Linked DNA regions of Homo sapiens: all the other regions are linked to region 3. The links are chromatin loops, found by intact Hi-C in ENCODE. Cell type or tissue: Calu3. All regions are shown on one strand. Each heading gives the region's core, and the rest is flanking DNA. Links, peaks and the distances in the headings are about the cores only.

Region 1 (7,432 bases), core at 2,779-5,278, 51 kb after region 3:
AAATGTTGGTGAGGATGTGAAGAAAGGGGAATGCTTATACACTGCTGATGAGAATGTAAATTAGTACAACTATTATGGAAACAATATAAAGGTTCCTCAAAAATCTTAAAATGGAACTACCATATGATCCAGCAATCCCACGATTGGGAATATATCCAAAAGAAAGGAAATCAGAATATTGAAGAAATATCTGTACCCCCATGTTTATTGTGGCACTATTCACAATAGCCAAGATAAGGAATCAACCTGTGTCCATCAACAAATAAATGGATAAAGAAAATGAGGTCTGTATATACAATGGAATGCTATTGTATATAAATACATTTTCAGCCATAAAAAACGAAATCCTGTCTTTTGAAGAAATGTGGATGGAACTAGGGGATGTTATGTTAAGTGAAATAAGCTCGGCAAAGAAAGACAAATATTGTATATTCTCACTTATATGTGAAACTGAAAAAAGTTGATGTCTTGGAGGTAGCGAGTAGAATGATGGTTATCAGATTATCTTTTGACAAATTAAATTATCCTAAAGAAAAAGTTTCCAGCTTTATTGATTGACCGATTTGCATTTATGAACTCCATGTTCAATCACCCACATTGTGCACACGTACCCTAAAACTTAAAGTATAATAATAATAAAATAAAAAAAGAAAGAAATAATAAATAACTTATTTACCTTTAAAAAAAAAAAAAAGATCATCATCACACCACTGCACTCCAGCCTGGGTAACAGAGTGAGATCTTGTCTCAAAAAAATAAATAAATAAATAAAAATAAAAAGAGAGAGAGAAAAAAAGTAAAGTGACAATAAAATTTCCCAGGAGTAAAAAAAAAATCTCCAGATTGAACACATTGCTTTTATGAACAGAAAAATAAATTAATTAAGGCCCACCCTATGCCAAACTATGTAATTGTGAGATTATGTGTTACCCCCAAATTATGTGAGAAACATTATGAGATAATTGTGTCCCCAAAGAGAGGGGAAAAGTCACTTACAAGAAAATAAGCATGAGGAAGGAATAGGATTATACAACACTTACAATAAATGTTAGAAGAGATCAATAAGATAGTGCCTTCAAATATGTGAAGGAAAATTAAGTTTCAACCTAGACTTTGAATCTCAGCCAGACTATAACTCCAGAGAGTTGATAAAATAAAGACATTTTCAGAAGAGTAGGAATGCAAAAACACTACCCCTATTTCTTTTTTTTAAAAGCAACTGGAGGACTTTCAGTTATCTTAATGGCAGTCTAGACCAATCCTCCTGATGAGGTTGACTAAAACAGCTATATATGTATATTGAGTAACGTAGAGGATGAATATATACATACATACTTTTTTTCTTAAAATCCTTAAAAAGCAAACTAGTGAGGGATTACCATGCCAAAAACTTGGGAGAATATAAGAAGGAAAAAGCAAGTACTCACAGATGCACTGGCCCTGATTAGGAAGAAACAGCTGCAGTATGGAGCTGTGGTATTTGGCAGCCTCACTGAACAAAATAGATAAAAGGACCTGCCAAGTGGAAAGTCTGATAAATACCCACACATTAAATGAAGGTCCTGAAGGGCTTTACTCTTAGGGCAGAGCTTCCCAAACTTGTGGGCACATTAGAATCACTGGAGAGCTTTTAAAAATTCCAAAGCCCAGGTAACACCAGAGACCATTCAAATCACAATCTCTGACTGTAGGAAACAAGCATCAGTACATTTTAAAGTTTCCCAGGTGACTCAAATGTACAAACAAGTTTGAGAATCGCTGCTGTTAGAGAAAGAATAAATTGAAATCAACACTGTTCTCATATGGATGATCCAGGGAATCTCAAGCCTGAAATTTCAATTAAGGTAGTCTAGAGTGTCAGAAGCAAATTAAAATTTTCTGTGGAGGTAGATGTTTTCAATCTATGCCCAAATTATTTCTACGAATAAGATTTCAAATACAATGTTAAGCATAAGGTCTGTATGAGACATAACCAGGGAGTAAAAAAAGACAACAGAAACAAGCCCACAAAGATTTCAGATAGTGAAAGTATTGGGCACAGCCACCAAAATCATGTTTTCTGTCTTCAGACTGAAAAAGAAAATCTTGAACATTTCAATTGGGAAGTGGAAACTTTAAAAAGTTGCTTTTATTTGAAAAAGGACTGAGTAGAAATTCTAGAACTAAAAAATACAGTAACTATAGTTAAGAATTCTACAGGTTTACCAGATATACAGGTAGAACAGATATAGCCAAATATTAGATTAGGGAACTGGAATATAAATTAGAAGAAAGTATCCAGAAAAAAACGAAAGGATGAGTATTGATTGCCAAATATTTGTTTGCATGGCCAGAGAGTCAATATTTCAGATCATGCAGGCCATACTGTCTCTGTGGTAACTAGTCAATTCTGCCACTATAGTTCAAAAAAAGCCATAGACAACAAGCAACTGAATAATCATGACTATATTCAAAACTTTATTTACAAAAACAGGTGACTACCTCCAAAGCCACAGTTTATCAACACTTAACATAGAATGAAAATTTTAACATATGTATGTTATGTCTTGGAGACATAGGTCTCCAAATAGACCATAAGGAGAGTAATGGGGTACAGACAGTAAATGAAAAAAAAAATTACCAAGAGTTTTTTAAAACTGATGAATGACACCAATTCAAAAAATTCAGGAGTTCAATAAATCCCTAATATGATAAATATAAAGAAACCCATACCTTGGTTTGCAAGAAAAGCAAAGAGAAAGGGAAAATCATAAGCTAGAGAAAAAGAACACTTTCAAAGTTGTGACAGAGTGGCAACTAACTTCTCAGTATCAAAAAACAAAGACTGAAAGGTAAGACCTCAAACTGTAAGAATCCTAGAAGAAAACCTAGGAAATACCATTCTGGACACTGGCCTTGGGGAGGAATTCATGACTAATCCTCAAAAGTAATTGCAACAGAAACAAAGATTGACAAATTGGACCTAATTAAACCAAACACCCTCTGCACAGCAAAAGAAACTACCAACAGAGTGAAAAGAAGACCTACAGAATGGGAGAAAATATTCACAAACTATGCATCGGACAAAAAAGATCTAATATCCAGAATCTAAAAGAAACTTAAATCAGCAAGCAAAGACAACTCCGTTAAAAAATGAGCAAAGGACATGAACAGACACTACTAAAAAGACATACAAGTGGCCAACAAACATATGAAAATATGCTTAACATCACTAATAATCAGAAAAATGCAAATCAAAAGCACAAAGAGGTACCATCTCCCACCAGTCAGAATGGCTATTACTAAAAAGTCAAAAAACAATAGACGCTGGCAAGGCTGCAGAGATAAGGGAACACTTATACACTGTTAGTAGGAATGTAAATTACTTCAGCCCCTTTGGAAAGCAGTTTGGAGATTTCTCAAAGAACTAAAAACAGAATTACCATTAAACTCAGCAATCCTATTTCTTTTATTTAAAAAAAAGATTCTTCTAACAAAAAGATACCTGCACTTGTATGTTCATTGCAGCACTATTCACAAAAATGAAGACACAGAATCAACCTAGGTTCCCATCAACAGTGGATTGGACAAGGAAAATGTAGTATATACATACCATGCAATACTACACAGCCATAGAAAAGAATGCAATCATGTCCTTTGCAGCAACATGGATACAGCTGGAGGCCACTATCCTAAGTGATTTAACACAAGAACAGAAAACCAAATACTGCGTGTTCTCACTTAGAACTGGGAGCTAAACTCATGGACATAAAAATGTCAAGAATAGACACTGGGGACTACTAGATGGGGGAGGGGCACAGGGGTTGAAAAACTGTTGGGTACTATACCCGCTATGTGAGTGATGGGATCATTAATACCCAAACCTCAGCATCATGCAATATACCCATGCAACAAACCTGCACATGTACCCGTGAATCTAAAAGTTAAAAAAAAAAAAAAAACAGCACGAGGGAATGTCTTCAACACAGTAATAGAAAATAACTGCCTACTTAGAATTCTACACTCATCAAAAATATACCTCAAAATTTAAAGCAATATGATGACTCTATTTGACAAGTAAAAACAGGGTGTCTTCTGTAGATCTGCACTAAAAGATATTCTAGAGCATGTAGTTCAGACATAAGGAAAATGATCATTGGTGAAAGGTAAAGCTGAGGGAAAAAAAGGAAAGCAAGAAAAATGGTAAATATGTGGGTAAATCCAAATGAATGCTATGTAAAATAATAACATGTTTTATAGTGTTTTAAATATATAGAGAATTTAAATACACTGTAATAATAGTTTTGAATTTGGGAAAGTGGTATTGAATTTGTGTTGTCTAGGAGGAGGGTAAAGGTAATAATTAACATTTGGTAAGTCAAGGATGTGAATCATAATTTCTAGAATAACCACTAAGAAAATAGAAACAAAGTGTACAACTTCCAAATTAATGAAGGGGAAGAAACTTCAAACTAGAAAAATCAAAAAGAAGGCGAAGAAGAGAGAAAAAATAGAACAGCAGGTATGATGGAAAGTACAAAATAAAATGGTAGATTTAAACACAAAGGTACAGTTAATACATTAAGTATAAATAGACTAATTGCTGCAATTAGAAGTCTAAGATTGTCCTTCTGGATCAAAAAAAAAAGACAAACTAATGAACAAATTCCAAATACAGGTTGTTTAAAAGTAACATATCTAAGACATAAAAATAAAAATCAATTTTAAAGGGGCAAAAAATAAAACATAAAAATAAAGAAATGTTTACAGCAACTAGAAAATATGCTCCAACAAAATGAGAAAATAAATTAAGGAAAAAATAACACATGGGATTGAGGAGACAGGGGACTGGCATTGGAAGTCAAAGGGTTATGGGAAGAAAGTTTCCAGGTAAAGTAGAGAATTAATAAACACTTTGATGCCTCTGAGTATGGGGAAAAATAACAGCTGATTGATATATGGTGTCTCTGATGGAATATTTAGAAAAATGTGGATATTAGCTTTTTAAAACTACAGTGAAAATAGAAGCAATTAATAATTCTAAAAAATCCCATGAAAGGTTTCTTTCAGACAAGAAAGGAAATGCAATCATACCCTGTGGATTGATTTCACAATTTAAAAGTGTTTGCCCAATCTCAATGTAAACACTATTTAATAATTGAGCTAAAATTTGTTATATACACTGCTGAGCAGAAGAGGGAGGAGAGTGGAATGTAAGAGAGAGGAATACTTACTGTGTAAAATAGAAGTCACTAAATGAGGTCTAAAAAATGTAAATCAAGAATTGGTAGCATAATCCTATTACTTAGAATTATAGAGGTAAGTGCCAGAAAGATCAGCTAAAATAAATGCAAGTGACTATCTCTGAGAAGAAGGAGGTAAGGGATGAAGAGTAGTGAGGCAAGTGCTGTTTATAATTATGAGCCTTCTTGTTTTATTTGGTTTTTAAACTATGTACGTGCATTACTTTGTTAAAATTGAAATGACAAAAATGAAATCAAAACAAACCAGAAAATAGAAGCAATGAAGGGGCCCTTTTCCTATCAGATATAACAATTAAAATGGAAATTAAAATTGTCATTACACAGAAATACATAAGTAGATATCAAAATACATTATAAATTATGTAAGTTAAACAATAATTGTCACAGAAATAAACAAATAGTTCCATGAAACAGGATAAATATTCAAATTAATATGGAAATTCATTTCATGATAAAGGCAGCCTTTTAACAGGAGTATTTTAAATTAGTAGGGATATTTAATTGATGACTGGCAATTCATTTTGAAAAATCAGTGTTAGATCCCTGTCTCACACCATACAAAGAAAGAAATTTCAGTCAGATCCAAAAGCTAAATGCAAAACCCAAAATTTAAAAAAGAGAATGAGATAATATCTGTATGTACTAACTTTGAAATAGGTCTATAAGCTATTTTTAGGTGAAAAAAGAAAATAGGAGTACAGTATGATTAGCATAATTCTATTTTTTAAGTAAAAATATATATGTGAATTTGTGTGTGTGCATGTGTGTGTGTGTGTATGCATGTGTGAGAGAAGTGCAGGGGAAGGAGCAATTGAGAACAATAGCCTAGAATATCCACTAAATTGTTAGTAACTAGATTTTGGTGGTGGTGATGATGGAGAGATCATAACTAAAAATGTGGGAAAGTTGTCAGTGATTATTACTTTCATTTTCTCCTTTTTTCACATTTTTCAAATAAAAGCTGTTAAAAAGAAAAAGGTTAAAAGAGTTCCAAGTGAAGGTTTAGTCTTAACCTTTAAATCTATCCCTCTATTACTTACCCTGGGATTTATAAAAACTGTGCTCACACATAAATCCTGCATATATTTCTATCTGCTAAAGCTTCTGTGATCTTTCTTTTTCTAAAAAAAAAAAAATACTTTATCCAGCTTTTGTAAATAGGAAATGTTCTATTTAAGTAACATTTGTTGAATGATTATAATATGTGGAACAAATAACTAGATATGTTATATAATTTTTCCTAACACCCTGGGTTCAATCTAGAAAATTTTGTAAGGAAAATTACAAGGCAAGTTAAAAAGAGGGGAGTACTCTTTCTAAGATTATATCAAATAACTCCAAGGCAATAATGACAATTTTTAAATTGATTCCTGTACTGTGGAGAAACTAAAAAAAAAAAAAAAAAAAAAAAAAAAAAAAAAAAAAAAAAAGATAAAAACAGCATCCCTATATGTTATCAGATGTAAGACCTGCAAAGAAAAAAATGCATTGAGAAATATTTCTGAAAGCATTTTATTAAGAATAAATCCTGGTTGCCTCTTGTTTTTAAGCTGCAATGCCAAGATCCTTTTTTTTTCTCTATAGGGTAGAAAGCAGATTAACAAAATCAAATTGAAAGCAATAGAAAAATGAGAGAATAGAGTTTTTATATTATCTTGGAGAATCCACATGGATATTTGAGACCTTGAAGAACATGGAGTCTATATCTTAACCTTTGTATATGCCAGCTCAGTGTCATTTTCATCTTGCTCCTTCATTTAATTAGATTTACTTTTTTGCCTGGCATTGCATTGGACACTGGGCATGTGACAACCTCAAGTTGCTGTTAGCAGAGGGAGTGGGAGAGACATAAGCCAACAGCAATTACAATTCAGAACTTAAATGCCATTCTGGAGGTGTGTGCGAGGGCATGGGAAGCCTGAGCTCAGACTTCTTCCCGAAGACATCCATTATCTCTCCAAAGGTAAGGAGCCACACAAAGGAACACAATAGCAACAGAAAGCAAAAACATTTTTGCTTGTGATTGCAATGGAAAAACCCTCTTAAGGTCACTCAGGTGGGAAAGAGTGAACGTGGACTTGGGAAGGTGAGTAAAGTTCTCAGAGCCAGCGCTGCATTCACAGATGGCTCAGGTCCTTGGCAAGCCAGCCATGGCCACTACCCATGCCCCTCCCCCTGCCTCTTCTTAC
Region 2 (2,500 bases), core at 1-2,500, 120 kb after region 3:
TATTTTAAATGCCAGTCATATTAAACCTCAATGAATAAATTATATCTAATATAAAACCAAACCTCATAATAGAACTTCAACCAATCACATCACTTTCCAACTCAAAAAACTTTCACAATTTCTCTAAGGAAAAGCAGACAATCTTTGAGATGGCCTTCAAAATTCTACATCATTGATTCTCAAAGCACTATCTGTGTGGAGAGAGCAATGAGGAAGAAATCTATAGTTTCAGAAAACATTATGTGCAGTAAAGTTTAATATTGGATATTCAAGGATACGTATTTTAAAAGACTAACAAATATTTCCCTACCCTATCTCTTTAGCTTCATTTCTCATTATCTCTGGAATGAATGATTCACTGTGCATCTAACTCAGGGACTGGCAAACTTTTCCGGTAAAAGGCCAGGTAGCATTTTAGGTTTCTAGACTATAAGGTCTCTGTTGTAACCACTAAACTCCGCCAAGTACCATGAAATATGCTATGGTAGTATGTTAAATTAATGGATATGGCTGTTTCCCAACAAAACTTTTACTTTTGTACTCTAAAATTTGATTTTCATGTGTCATAAAATATTTTTCATTTGATTTCTTTCTCAACCATTACAAAAATGTAAAAACCTTTCTTAGCTCTCAGGCAGTACTGAAATGGGGTGGGCTGGATTTGAACCCTGGGCCATAGTTTGCCAAACCTGCTCTAACCCGGAGACATGGTCTGCATCTCCCACACACAAGGGAGAAATTCTGCTTATGCTTCACATTATTCCATCCTAAGTACTTCTCCCAGCACCAAGAACAAACAGCCCTGTTCACTTCCACCTCTATGCCTCTGTTCTTGATTTTCCTATAAAGCACTTCCTTCTTTACCATTTTAACTTCTTGTCCTTCAAATCTCACTAGAAATTTCAACTGCTTAAAGAGGTTTTCCTGGTTTTATCATATCAATTTTATCATTGTGAGAATGCCTGGTGAATAAATATATGAGTCATCCTAATAATTATTCACATAACATCTACTATTATAATACCTTACACTAGTATAATGCTACTGCTTCACAAATAAGTTCTTACCTAAACAGTCTATTCTTAAAGTATACAGATCCTATATTTCTTATATCCCAGAAGCAACTAGCAACCTGCTAAAGCTAAGGTAGATTCTAAATTTTTAATATTTGATATCACAAAAAGTAATTCAATCTTAGCTTTTGCAGACAAAATAAGTTCAAAAAGTAATATCCTAGAAGGAGATCTTTTTAATTACTCTAACAGGTTAAGTGTATAACCACCACACTTTTCTGCCCTGGAAGGCCCTAAAGGTAAGTTTTTTAATTATAGCCTAGAGCATTATTACTTACAGCTTAGAAAACAGAGGGGAAAAAAAAAAGGCATGATCTTAAAGCAATTATAACTTTTGTGTCATTTCTCCAAGTCTTTTTATATAGTATGCTTTGACAAAGTTATAATCAGTATATATATAACTGTTTCCTGCTTTTCACCTACATCTTGGGCATTCTGTCATGTGTTATTACATCGTCTGCATAGTTTCTGTAACTACACAGATTCTACATAATCCTTCTTAATGGTTTTATGGTGAAAGTTCAAGCAAGGGAGCAAGTCATACATTACATAAACATTTCCCCGTTGATGGACATCTGCACTGCTTCAGAATTTTTACTATTAAAATTAATGCTTAAAAAACTATAAGGACAGATAACAGAGCAGTGATTGGCAAGGGCTGGGGGCTAGGAGAGGGGTTTAATGCAAAGGAGCATGAAGGACATTTTTGTTCTTACCTTTAATAAATGCGTAGTATATGTTTGTCAAAAATTACAGTACTGTACACTAAAAAGTATGAATTTTATTGCATGTAAATAAGTCAATAAACAAATGACAAAAAAATTAACGCCTACCTAAAATAGAATCACAAATGTGTGATGGCTTAATAGACATCTTCAATTCACTACCAATGGGATTATAAAAATTGTTTAAAGTTCCACTTTATAGTATTCTTTCTACTACTAAAATTAACTTTTTAATTTATATTACCTCTATTCCTTGGTAAATAGAATATTTTCTCATATCTGTTTATAAACTTTATTTTCTTTTATGCCATGTCTATGTTTCAGTTTCTGAGATTAATCTGGCTTTCTATGTATAAGCACTTTATAAAATGATAACCAGTTTGTTAAATTTACCGTAAATATTTTGCTATGTCAGTTTTTTCAAGTGCTAGATATGCTATAAGTATTAAATGTAATTTTTTGTGAAAAAGTATAACAAGCCAAATTTAAAAAGTGAGTTACCAGGGTCTTGTGACTAGTATGTACTGTTACATGCCAAAGATCATTAAAATCATATTTTCTTTTTTGCTAGTTAACATAATTGATTTAAAGTTTTGGTGCATAACGATATATGCCAAGTACTATAGATTTAGCTCAAGAATTTTCTCTGGGTTACACAGGCCCTTTAAAAACATTCCCATAATACAGCGATCGTACTTCCCA
Region 3 (7,432 bases), core at 2,553-5,052:
ATTGTATATCTAGAAAACCCCATTGTCTCAGCCCAAAATCTCCTTAAGCTGATAAGCAACTTCAGCAAAGTCTCAGGATACAAAATCAATGTACAAAAATCACAAGCATTCTTATACACCAATAACAGACAAACAGAGAGCCAAATCATGAGTGAACTCCCATTCACAATTGCTTCAAAGAGAATAAAATACCTAGGAATCCAACTTACAAGGGATGTGAAGGACCTCTTCAAGGAGAACTACAAACCACTGCTCAAGGAAATAAAAGAGGATACAAACAAATGGAAGAACATTCCATGCTCATGGGTAGGAAGAATCAATATCGTGAAAATGGCCATACTGCCCAAGGTAATTTACAGATTCAATGCCATCCCCATAAAGCTACCAATGACTTTCTTCACAGAATTGGAAAAAAACTACTTTAAAGTTCATATGGAACCAAAAAAGGGCCTGCATCGCCAAGTCAATCCTAAGGCAAAAGAACAAAGCTGGAGGCATCACGCTACCTGACTTCAAACTATACTACAAGGCTACAGTAACCAAAACAGCATGGTACTGGTACCAAAACAGAGATATAGATCAATGGAACAGAACAGAGCCCTCAGAAATAACGCCGCATATCTACAACTATCTGATCTTTGACAAACCTGAGAAAAACAAGCAATGGGGAAAGGATTCCCTATTTAATAAATGGTGCTGGGAAAACTGGCTAGCCATATGTAGAAAGCTGAAACTGGATGCCTTCCTTACACCTTATACAAAAATCAATTCAAGATGGATTAAAGACTTAAACGTTAGACCTAAAACCATAAAAACCCCGGAAGAAAACATAGGCATTACCATTCAGGACATAGGCATGGGCAAGGACTTCATGTCCAAAACACCAAAAGCAATGGCAACAAAAGACAAAATTGACAAATGGGAACTAATTAAACTAAAGAGCTTCTGCACAGCAAAAGAAACTACCATCAGAGTGAACAGGCAACCTACAAAATGGGAGAAAATTTTCGCAACCTACTCATCTGACAAAGGGCTAATATCCAGAATCTACAATGAACTCAAACAAATTTACAAGAAAAAAACAAACAACCCCATCAAAAAGTGGGCGAAGGACATGAACAGACACTTCTCAAAAGAAGACATTTATGCAGCCAAAAAACACATGAAAAAATGCTCATCATCACTGGCCATCAGAGAAATGCAAATCAAAACCACTATGAGATATCATCTCACACCAGTTAGAATGGCAATCATTCAAAAGTCAGGAAACAACAGGTGCTGGAGAGGATGTGGAGAAATAGGAACACTTTTACACTGTTCATGGGACTGTAAACTAGTTCAACCATTGTGGAAGTCAGTGTGGCGATTCCTCAGGGATCTAGAACTAGAAATATCATTTGACCCAGCCATCCCATTACTGGGTATATACCCAAATGACTATAAATCATGCTGCTGTAAAGACACATGCACACGTACGTTTATTGCGGCATTATTCACAATAGCAAAGACTTGGAACCAACCCAAATGTCCAACAATGATAGACTGGATTAAGAAAATGTGGCACATATACACCATGGAATACTATGCAGCCATAAAAAATGATGGGTTCATGTCCTTTGTAGGGACATGGATGAAATTGGAAATCATCATTCTCAGTAAACTATCGCAAGAACAAAAAACCAAACACCGCATATTCTCACTCATAGGTGGGTATTGAACAATGAGATCACATGGGCACAGGAAGGGGAATATCACACTCTGGGGACTGTGGTGGGGTTGGGGGAGGGGGGAGGGATAGCATTGGGAGATATACCTAATGCTAGATGACGAGTTAGTGGGTGCAGCGCACCAGCATGGCACATGTATACATGTGTAACTAACCTGCACAGTGTGCACATGTACACTAAAACTTAAAGTATAATAAAAAATAAAAAATAGAAAATAAAAAATTCCAGTGGGCAGGGCCCCTCAGGAGCTGAAGTCATATCAGAAAGTGGTAGTGACTGCTGAGTCTCAATGAGATGCCAAGTGCCAGCCAATGCTGCTTCTGCATTTGTGTGCACCAGAAAGGGGAAAATGTCAAGTTCTCAAAATAAAACAAATGAAAAACCCAACAGCAACAAAGAGCAGCCACACATGAGAACAATTTGAGTTTCTTTCAGGGACACTGTCTTTCCATTTGAATAGCTTTATGCTCCGGGACTCCTGTTGGATCTGCTGTGAGCTATTTTTTTTTTTTTTTTCCCCTAAGCAGAGCTTGCTTTAAACCACGGTCTGTGGACCATCCTTTATTAAGGAATTAATAAAGCCCTCCTATTGCCCACAGACCCTTCCTCTCCTGATGGTAGTCTTGGAAAGGGGAACACAGTCTTCTATCTCACAGTTAACACTGAGGCTTAGAATCATCGCGGAAGACTTAACACAGTGACTGGTCGTCATTCTAGGATAAAAACGAGGGATATTAGAGGGCAGAGAGCATGATGATTACCTATAGTGTGGACAGTGGTAAGGCGATGGGGGTAGGAAGCAGGAGGGAGGGCAAGAAAATGGTAGTGAAAGGGAGATGATACAACCTTCTGCCACATCTGCCTAAGGCAAGGCTGGGTGACAGTAGTTTTTTTAGTCCAGCAAACCTTCCCACTCCCACTCATAAAGTGATCTCTAATTCTCTGGCACAACAGGTGCTTGCCACATGTAATTCTTGGAAACTGCTGAGTTTCCTTGTGCGGGTAATTTGTAACACTTACAACTACTTCTCCTCCTGGGGCTGCTGCTGTGGCTTCCTGGAAAGAGTGTCCATTCCTGTGCTCTGATGGATCACAGCTGCAGATTGCCCGGGCTTTGCTCATCACCACATGGCTATCATGTCACAAGCACATTCATACATGTGTTTTAGGGAAGTCATGTGATTATTTCTTCCATTACCTAAAGCTGTACAGCTAGCTAAGTGTTATGGGCCAGAGGTAGATTTGAAATTTAGTCATTAGACCCACAATCAGCATGAACTATTGGGTAAATGCTCATGAGAACATGTTTACATGTGCGTGTGTGTGGGGGTGTGCATGTGTGTGTGTGTGGGGGGGGTGTGTGCAGGAGGAGAGGGTGTCTCATCTCTGAACACTTCTAAAAGGGTAAAAATCCCAAGCACGCCTCACTCAGGGGCCTCAGCTCATGCCCCACTTGAGCTGCATTAGTGAGCTTGTGCATTCTTAGGTAAGTACATACTTAGTACAGTTTCCTCAGGGAAGCTGAGCCACAAGTACATGACTGCTTACTTACCATTTGGACATCTGACACAATCCACTTGCTCCCATTTTCCTAAAGACACAGCATGCGGTTGCATCTGTGGTTATCCATAGTAAAGCTTTGCCAGTCAACTCAGTGGGTCTGCATGCTCATTCTGATCTTACAACAGTCAAATGGAGCCTCGCTGAGGCTTTGGATGAAAGGTCACACTCTCCCTCCCAATGCACTCAATGAATTGCTATTGTGTTTGGAGTGCCCTGCCCACTGTCACCACCTATTTTAAACAGCACATGACTCTGACTCACAGAAAAGAGCAAAGAACTGCATGAAGGCTGTATAACATGCTGCACACCCACTCCCTTGGGCAAGGGCCCAAAAACACTCAGGCCTCTGAGTGTCTTAGGTGAGAACCCTTTCCTCCTCTGGCATCTCTGAACAGATCCAATGAGTGAGGTTACCGAGGTTTTGCAACAAACAAGCAAACATTTGAAAATATCTCCCAAACATACAAGTTGACAACTTAAACAAGAATGTGGGGCAAAAAAAAAAAAAGTCGTCATTTATAGCTTGATGCCTTCTATGATATAGTTAGCTATGCCCAGATGCTGTGGGTGGGAAGAAGCCTGAAAGACTCCCCATCAACAGGGGTTCTGAGGCTGCCAAAGACGGCCTCATTAAAGGGGCCAGTGGCTCCAGGTGATATCGTGGAACACAGTCCAGTTCTTTTCTCCACTGGATCTTTTCTTTACTAGGTTAATTCTCAGAGGTTGTTTTTGTGAGAGCCCCTTTAGCAGCAAGGTGTGAAATCCACTCAAATTAGCTTACGTAAATTGTCTATTGTGTGGGGACAGCAGAGAGAAGGGAGAAAGCTTACTGTAGGTATAAAAAAGTCTTTGGGGAAACTTAGAATTGCTAAAGAGCTAGACCTTAGTAGGGGCTAGAACTGGGACCCCTCAGAAGCCCTCTACATCCTTCACTTTAGGCAGGGTTCACTGACCCCACTGCCTATAGGGCTCACACATGTGAAATAGTGGGGTCTAAAAAGGAAACTTGCTTATACCACTCAGCCTCTGGGCCTGGGGAGCTGTAGAGAGAGGTGGGGAATCTGGCCACTGAAATAAAACAAAATTCTCTGTTCACTGAGTCTCCTGTGAGTTTGCTGAAAGTTGCTCATCTATTCTGAGCAGCAGGTGAGTCTGGGGCAGGCCCCTTGGTCCTCTGTATGGACACTTATGCGAGCATGTGTGTGATCTTGAAATGTATGTTCTAAAAGTCTGAAAAGTCTCAAATGCACCTCAAGTCTGGCCTCTCTGGTTCAGCATGTTCATTCTTAAGATAACCACAATTTCCATGCAGTTTGCTCTGGAAGGCCCACCTAGTTTTAAATGTGAAATACTTTAGTTTTTAAGTGTTGGCAATCATTTAAATTTCAAACCTCACAGGCCAAACAAAACATGTCGTGTATCAGTTATGTCCTGTGGGTGGCTGGTTTGTGGTGACTGGTACCTCATCATACACAGTCCACACATCTGTTTCTTTATGGTCCTCAACCAAATTGGCAAGTTCTATATGTCTCTAAGCTCAGAATTCCTGGAGAGTAATTTATTTGGTCTCTGGCTTGGTTAGGGCCCATTCCCGGTTCAATCACATGGTACACAGAACTGCCATTGTTAGAAGTTGTAGGTGAGGAGTGGGTGTGGTAGATAAACTGACTGAAAGTCTGCTATCATTGTTGGATGTTTCCAGATTTGTTTCCTCTTTGGATCATGTTCTTGAACTCAGAAGGAGCAGAGGATTTATCTGGTTTGAAATTTCTGAAACTTTCTAAGTCAAATGAATCAGCAGTCATCAGCTGCCCCATGAAAATGTCCCAGAATGCATAGGTAGAGGTGGCATCATACTCCAACAGGGACTAAGACTGGCTCCTTCTCCACCAATTACATCTCAGTTTTTGAGAAAATTGATGAAGATGGGCCATGACCTGAGCTTTTCTTGTTGCCAGGATGCCTCTTCTCTTTTTCTTCACATTTCCAAACTATGCCTCTCTTCCTTACGAATGTTTGTTTCGAAATAGGTCTGTGTCTGATGACCTTTCCTGTAGGAAGAGTTCCAGAATATTCTCTCCCCAGTAAGAAAAAGAATTGGCAATTGGCAGTTTCTGAAATGAGCTTATTGTCTTCACACAGTTCTCATTTTCAGAAAAGCGGGAAGGACTGGCAATGCTGCACATTCTCTGTGCCTGCTTGGTCTGCTCACATCATTTGCATTCTGATCCAGCATTTTCCACTTCATTTTCAAAGCCTCTGTAGACTCCACTCTTCATCTGTGTAGTATAAAAGATAGCATTTCTCAACTTCACAAAGATTTCTTTTCAAACATTCTATTTCTGGAAGGTAGAACCAGTGTTCTTTGCTGCTTTTTCTACCCACCCACAGCAGGGTACAGAGTCACCCTATCTGACATGGGGCAGAACACCTGAGTGTGGGTCCAGTTCTCCGTTTATTGGCTGCTCTGCAAGCATCAGTGTATTCATTAGTAAAAACATAGGAAATAATGGGACAAAAAATAAATTAGACTGATTCTTTTAGGTTTGGAGGGGGAATTATAAAGCCTTTGGGAAAACTTATGAATTACTCTACCTCCTAGGGGAATTCCTAGACCAGGAATTCATCCATGCCTGGGACTGGAACACATATATATGGTTTTGGAGAAAACCCCAAGAGCATATACATGTGCTCCAGTCCCCATCTGTTTTTAACCCAAATACTTCGGATAACCCCAAGAAACTCGAAGACTCTGGAGTAAGTCCCAAAGCCTTGGGCTGTGGTCTGGGAGCCTCTAATCTCCAACATTTCAGAGAAGAATCAATCATATACTGTGTAGTATATTGATAGTTCCTCTTTTTCTTTTCATTTATTGCTTGAAAATAATTGAAGCCTAGAAGTCTACCCTGGTGTGGTGGACATTTGATTTTCTGCCAACCATCTCCCTGACCCTGATAACCACATACTAATTTACCCTTAAACTCCTCCCCTTCTCCCCCACTCATCTGAAGTGACTCTGGCTCCAGGCTTGGGTATTGGATCTGGGCTTGGAAAATCAAAGGGGCAGTGATTGGTTCAGAGCTGGGAAAGTGCCCCAAGCTGGGCCATGAAAATCAGCCCTGAGATTGTTGGTGCCTTACTCTGGGGTTGCTAAGCTTATAGATGGAACTCTTGGTGATCATCTTTACCACTTGTAGGGAATACCTGCCTGTGAATGAAACTAACACAGAGGAAAGCAGGAGTGAGCGGGAAAGAGACAATGATTGTGTCCTTCATGCACTCACTGTCTAAAGACCTGGATGAAATTGTGCCTGAAACCACCCACTGAACTTTCCAGTTACAAGGATCAATAAATTCTGATTTTTCTTTGAGCCAGTTTGAGTTGGGCATGTATTTCATAACCAAAATTGTCAAGACTAATATAGCTGGTCTAGTGAGAAATTAATAGATCCCATTTGTCTAGCAACAAATCCATAGATCCATATATACCTCCCTTCATCTCTTAGACTTCATCAACTCACATTAATCTATGTGGGAATCCACCCCTGAATCAACCCTGGAACTTGCCACTTCTTAGCTATGAGCTTTCTTGATTATCCTACAATAATCCTTTCTGTAGGACCATGGGGTTGCCAAGATTCAGATTTTATCACTGAAGCAAACAGCCAGCAACTAAGGTTACTTCCCATAGAAATAACTGTCCTAAAATGAAAGCACCAAGTAAGTTTCTCCTTTGAGCTTCACAAGGCCTTGAGAGCCTTCGGAACAAATGTCACCTCTCCTGCCATCTGCCTTATGGCTCAGGCTACCCTGCTGCTATCTTCCCACTGTGTTTCCATCCCACTCCCTTAAGCCGAGCTCTCATGCTCCAGGAAAGAATCAAAATAAACCTTTGCCTTCATATGGAGTATGAGTAAATAAACTCCTGGACATATGCCAAATCCTGTCAGAGCACGTGTGTCCTCGTTCACCTGCAAGAAACAAACAACCTGGCTAAAACCACTCGGAGGCCATTGAGTGTTCCTGGACTCTATGTTCAGGGAGACTATCAATATCAACCCTAGAGCTGGCACAAAGAATCCCTAGCTGGATCAGCCATCCCTGAAGAGATCTTTCCTGTATTCTCATCTCCCCTGAATTTC

What was found. Peaks named below come from ENCODE experiments on the same cell type or tissue, not always from the same donor. Only the 100,000 strongest peaks of a DNase experiment are listed, where the experiment ranks them.
Region 1: a loop joins it to region 3, with 2.7 times the contacts of the local background. A loop is called at or near these places in 20 of 110 quality-filtered maps.
Region 2: it touches region 3 in a loop (2.2-fold over the local background); 35 of 110 quality-filtered maps call a loop at or near these places.

The regions. Positions count from the first base shown.
Region 1 is chr5:115,462,711-115,470,142 of GRCh38, forward strand. No RefSeq gene overlaps it. Among named protein-coding and RNA genes, the nearest start is that of FEM1C, 78 kb to the right of the region's middle. In Calu3, for the core only: no CTCF peak of the experiment used is centred there; no DNase peak of the experiment used is centred there.
Region 2 is chr5:115,531,172-115,533,671 of GRCh38, forward strand. The region is part of intron 2 of FEM1C (fem-1 homolog C); the gene reads right to left. Among named protein-coding and RNA genes, the nearest start is that of FEM1C, 12 kb to the right of the region's middle. In Calu3, for the core only: no CTCF peak of the experiment used is centred there; no DNase peak of the experiment used is centred there.
Region 3 is chr5:115,411,800-115,419,231 of GRCh38, forward strand. No RefSeq gene overlaps it. Among named protein-coding and RNA genes, the nearest start is that of CCDC112, 120 kb to the left of the region's middle. RefSeq lists an enhancer at 3,388-3,537. In Calu3, for the core only: no CTCF peak of the experiment used is centred there; a DNase peak (open chromatin) is centred at 3,542.